Linked DNA regions of Homo sapiens: region 2 is linked to region 1. A link is an interaction called in ENCODE POLR2A ChIA-PET data of the cell type or tissue named here. Cell type or tissue: K562. All regions are shown on one strand. Links, peaks and the distances in the headings refer to the core of each region. The heading gives the core; the rest is flanking DNA.

Region 1 (2,923 bases), core at 130-2,629:
TTCTCTGCCTTAGTGCTCACCCCGTGCCAACAGTGCCTGATTTGCCAGGAGCCAACACTGTACCACTATATCCTAGCTGGCACAGCCCAGTGGGAAAGACAGCTGGCCTTCACATGTACTTGTTTCACAAAGGATACCTGTGACAACATTGTGATTGAGTCAGCCAATGAATGTATTATTAAAATAGCAAACATGATAAATAGAGCCAATTAAATGGCTGCATTGGATCTAAGGCAAACTTAGCGGTGCAGAGATCTAGAGGAAACTTACAGGTGTTCTGGCTCAGTTGAAGTGAAGATGAAAATGAATATAAAGGTCTGATGAAAAGGAGGTGGCTCAAAGAACAGGTACTTCACATATTAGACCTAAGGCTCATGTAGATGCAGTAAGTGCTCCCCAACCCCAGCACCCAGAAATAATGAGTGAAGCTGAGACTGACATCCAGTAGTTTGCTCTCCTCACATGCTGAATACTCTCAACCCACTTGCCCTTGCTGCTTGACTATTTCTTTCTTCAAGGCTGTGGTTTTCTGAGTAGTCATATCACACTTTGGGAGGCTGAGGCAGGCGGATCACTTGAGGTCAGGAGTCTGAAACCAGCCTGGCTAACAAGGTGAAACCCTGTCTCTACTAAAAAAAAAAAAAAAAAAAAAAAAAAAATACAAAAAATAGGCCAGGCATGGTGGCTCACACCAGTAATTCCAGCACTTTGGGAGGCTGAGGTGGGCAGATCACCTGAGGTCAGGAGTTTGAGACCAGTCTGGCCAACATGGTGAAACCCCATCTCTACCAAAAATACAAAAATTAGCTGGACGTGGTGGTGTGGACCTATAGTCCCAGCTGTTTGGGAGGCTGAGGCAGGAGAATCACTTGAATCTAGAAGGCGGAGGTTGTAGTGAGCTGAGATCACGCCACTGCACTCCAGCCTGGGTGACAGAGTGAGACTGTCTCAAAAAAAAAAAAAAAAAAAAAGCCAAGTGTGGTGGTAGGTCCCTGTAATCCCAGCTACTCGGGAGGCTGAGACAGGAGAATCGCTTGAACCCTGGAGGCAGAGGTTGCAGTGAGCCGAGATCCCGCCTTTTTACTTCAGCCTGGGCGACAGAGCAAAACTCCCTCTCAAAAACAAACAAACAAACAAACAGTAGTCAGATCAGATCTCGATCGAGGTGTTTGAGAGCAGACACATACTCCTGATGGATGGCCCAGACCTAGAAGGCTGTGGACACCCCCCACCCACACACATCTTCTCACCTCTTGTCTCTTCATCACGATCATCATGACATGCCTGAGTTTACATCTCATGACATTGTCCATAGGAACTAAATGGCAATGCACCAAACACAGATTTGGGAAAGGATAGGTGGCCCCAAGGCATATGAAGGAGATTCCACATAGAAAAGCAAAGGAGCTGACTTAGGATAGTAAGAAACCAGGGGGCTGAGTTGCTTCAAGTCTCCAGGTGAACAGCTCTGAAGGGGCGGCCATACTAGCAAACCTACAGATGGCCGAATGATGAAAAAGCCAGCATTAGCATTATCACTGTCACTTCTGCTCTTCCTCTCTCTAATCACATCCAAGTAAACTATACCTCCTACTGAACAGGCTAGAGAGGGAGAAAATGAAAAGGGAAGATAAAGTGAAGAACCTGGAGCCCAGCCAAAGACCAAATGTGACAGTGAAGATTATTTGGAGGGAATCCACTTTCAGAAGGCACTGGAGGTGGCTCTGTAGTCCCACCCTACCTAACAAACAGTTTTTTGTCATCCCATCAGCACCCTAGCCAATGCTGGCCCCAAGTATTCCCCTTGCTCTGGGGATAGTGGCACCAAGCACAAGAGGGATATGTGCTTCAGTGCAGCCTCACTGAACACATTCCAACATGCCATGTTGCTTTTCCAAAGGCAAATCTGTTTTCTTGCATTCTCTATGGGCTAGGTGTGGCTTTAAAACACCCCACCCCCCACCACCTTCCTGACTTCTGAGATCCGCCTTCGGCCTGCAGAATGATGGGGGCTCATGTTGCCTCTAGCACAGGGCCTCTGTGTCCATGCGGGAGCCAGATGGACCACTGTGATGTCTCTGTTTTTGTGGTACTTCTCCCTCTTGGGGTAGAAATAATCAGCTTAGGGGCAGAGACCTACAGAAAGTTCTGCTCTTCCTTCGCCATCTCTTCTGGCCAGAAACATGAGAACTTGAACTAGGCATCATCTCCCTAGGTACATGGTTTAAATCTTGGGCCCTGTTACTTAGCTTTTTGAACTGTTAGGTGCTCTTGGTGGGTGGAGTGGGGCAGAGTGAGCCTCACAGCTCTACCTGGGTTCACTGAGCTGCCACTGCCCCAGCAAAGTTCTAGGACTTGGTGTGCACATTTTGTCTCATGGCCGCTAAGAAGGGAAGGGCACAACTGAGGAGACCTCAGCTCAGGTTACAGTGAAGGGATTATCCGTTCCTGATATTGTAGACTTTTAGGACCAAGGTCCGAAGTTGAGATCAGTTTCCTACACCAGCCCTTACTTTCATCCCAGAACAGAAGCCCCAATGCCAACTGTTGTTCCTTAACAAAGGCCAATAGGGAATAGGCATCCTCCCAACCTTATCTGGGCTTTTCCCCCAGGGTCCAAAGCCACAGCCTGGTTAGGTCCTGGTCTCTCAGAAAAGGGAGGAAGAGGTCTGGCCAGCTCTATTCTTGTCCCACAGCAGCTACTGGCTGTCAGCAAGTCCAACTCAGGGCTCAGCCTATTGGGCCTAAAGGATGAAGTTAAACCAGCAACTGGGAAAGTGAAAACATCACCTTCCTTCAAGTCTCAGAAAAAAAAGGAGAATGGGGACATGGTAGGGAAGGGACTCCCTCTTGGGCTTTATCAGTAGCTTCACCAAAGGTACTACACTTATTCACTTAACAAATCAAGCACTCATCATGTGCC
Region 2 (2,923 bases), core at 146-2,645, 200 kb after region 1:
CATGCAAGCTCCACCTCCCGGGTTCACGCCATTCTCCTGCCTCAGCCTCCCGAGTAGCTGGGACTACAGGTGCCTGCTACCACGCCCGGCTAATTTTTTTGTATTTTTAGTAGAGACGAGGTTTCACCATGTTAGCGAGGATGGTCTTGATCTCCTGACCTCGTGATCCGCCCGTCTCGGCCTCCCAAAGTGCTGGGATTACAGGCGTGAGCCACCGCGCCCAGCCTCCCCTGAATTTTTAGGGGTCCCTGTTCTAAGGCCAGGTGCTGTGGCCCATGCCTATAATCCCAGCACTTTGAGAGGCCGGGGTGGGCGGATCCCTTGAGGCCAGGATTTCAAGACCAGCCTGGGCCACACGGCAAAACACTATCTCTACAAAAAGTACAAAAATTCCCTGGGCATGCTAGCGTGCATCTGTAGTCCCAGCTACGCAGGGAGGATCACCTGAGCCCGGGTAGGTTGAGACTGCAGTGAGCCATTATTGCTCCACTGCACTCCAGCCTGGGAGAAGAGTTCTAGACCAACCTCCTTATATATATTAATAACAATATTAGATGAATGAGTCTTTACTATATGCCAAGCACTGTGCTAAAACCTTTATAGTCATTTTCTACTGATTCATCATCACAAGCCTGTGAGGCAGCCTTGTTTTCATAGCTCTCGGAGACATGGAATTGTTTTCTAAGGTTACACAGCTGGCAAGGGGCAGAAATGGGACTTGACCCTGAGTCAGTGTCACTTAAGCCCCACCCAAACTTCAGGCCTTGGATCTGCACCAGGATGGCTACATTAGAATCACCTGGGAAGTTCACTTTTTTTTTTTTTTTTTTTTGACAGAGTCTTGCTTGGTCACCAAGGCTGGAGTGCAGTGCCACAATCTCGGCTCACTGCAACCTCTGCCTCCCGGGTTCGAGCGATTCTTGTGCTTCAGCCTCCCGAGTAGCTGGGATTACAGACACATGCCACCATGCAGGGCTCATTTTTGTATTTTTAGTAGAGACGGGGTTGCTCCATGTTGCCCAGGCTGGTCTTGAACTCCTGAGCTTAAGATCCACCCGTCTTGGCCTCCCGAAGTTCTGGGATTACAGGAGCCACCAAGCCCGGCCTTATTATTATTATAATTATTGAGACAGGGTCTTGCTCTGTTGCCCAGAGCTGGAGTGCAGTGGTACAATCTCAGCTCACTACAGTCTCGACCTCCTGGGCTCCAGGGGTCCTCCTGCCTCAGCCTTCTGAGTAGCTGGGACTGCAAGGGTGTGCTACCACGCCCAGCTAAATTTTGTAGAGACGAGGTCTCGCCATTTTGCCCAGGCTGGTCTCAAACTCCTGGCTCAAGCAATCTGCCTGCCTTGGGCTTCCCATAGTGCTGGGATTACAGGCATGAGCCATGAAGGCCGGCTTTTTTTTTTTTTTTTTTGGACAGTATTTGGCTCTGCCGCCCAGGCTGGGGTGCAGTGGCACGATCTCGGCTCACTGCAGCCTTGGCCTGCCTGCCTGCCTGAAGGGGTCCTCCCAACTCAGCCTTCTGAGTAGCTGGGACTACAGGCGTGCAATCTCTCCTCACTGCTACCTCCGCCTCCCGGGTTCAAGCGATCCTCTCATCTCAGTGTCCCGAGTAGCTGGGACTACAGGTGAGTACCACCACGCCCGGCTAATTTTTTTTTTTTTTTTTTTTTGTGGAGATGGGGCTTTATCATGTTGCTCAGGCAGGTTTTGAACTCCTGAGCTCAAGCAATCCGCCTGCCTTGGCCTCCCAAGGTGCTGGGATTACAGGCGTGAGCCACCACACCCAGCCTGGGATCCATCTATCATTCTATCTATCTATCTATCTATCATCTATCTATCTATCTATCTATCTATCTCTCTCTCTCTCTCTATATATATATATATATAGATCTATAGATATCTATAGATCTATATATAGATATCTATATATAGATCTATAGATATCTATATATATAGATCTATAGATATCTATATTTATATATAGATATCTAGATATCTATATATAGAGAGATATATATATTTATATATATATATTTTTTTCTTTGAGACGGAGTCTCGCTCTGTCTAATTTTGGTATTTTTAGTAGAGACAGGGTTTCACCATGTTGGCCAGGCTAGTCTCAATCTCCTGACCTGAGGTGATCTGCCCACCTCGGCTTCCCAAAGTGCTGGGATTACAGGTGTGAGCCACTGCACTGGGCAGAGATCTATACTTTTAAAAGATCCCCAGATGATTCTTAAAGGTAGCCAGGTTTGGGAGCTTTAATGTTCTCAACCACAAACTTTTTGTTTTTATTTTACATTTTAATTGAAATTGTATATATTTAAGGTGTACATCACGGCTATATATATATATATAAATATATATATATAAATATATATATATAAATATATATATAAATATATATATATAAATATATATATATAAATATATATATAAATATATATATATAAATATATATAAATATATATATATAAATATATATATAAATATATATATATAAATATATATATAAATATATATATATAAATATATATATATATAAATATATATATATATATACCCACACATATATACACACATAGACTACAGTCAAGCTAACATATCCATCTCTTCACATAGTTATCTTTGTGTGTGTGTGCGTCTGTGTGCAGTGAGATCTACGCTATTAGCAAATTTCAAGTGAACAATACAGTATTGTTAACTATAGTCACCATGCTGTACATTACATCTCTAGAACTTATTCATCCCATGTAACTGAAGCTTTGAACCCTTTGACCAACATCTCCCAATGTGTTCCCCACCCAACCCCTGGTAACCACCATCTACTCTCTGCTTTGATGAATTCAGTTTTTTTAGATTCCACATATAAGTGAGATCATGTAGTGTTTTTTTTTCTGTGTTTGGCTTATTTCAC

The links. Peaks named below come from ENCODE experiments on the same cell type or tissue, not always from the same donor. Only the 100,000 strongest peaks of a DNase experiment are listed, where the experiment ranks them.
Region 2: POLR2A ChIA-PET joins it to region 1 with 5 read pairs; 3 of 35 experiments call an interaction of 5 or more read pairs at or near these places.

What each region holds. Positions count from the first base shown.
Region 1 is chrX:107,576,532-107,579,454 of GRCh38, forward strand. The region is part of intron 13 of FRMPD3 (FERM and PDZ domain containing 3); the gene reads left to right. Among named protein-coding and RNA genes, the nearest start is that of FRMPD3-AS1, 32 kb to the left of the region's middle. In K562, for the core only: no CTCF peak of the experiment used is centred there; a DNase peak (open chromatin) is centred at 1,610.
Region 2 is chrX:107,779,818-107,782,740 of GRCh38, forward strand. The region is part of intron 1 of NCBP2L (nuclear cap binding protein subunit 2 like); the gene reads left to right. Among named protein-coding and RNA genes, the nearest start is that of NCBP2L, 3.5 kb to the left of the region's middle. In K562, for the core only: no CTCF peak of the experiment used is centred there; no DNase peak of the experiment used is centred there.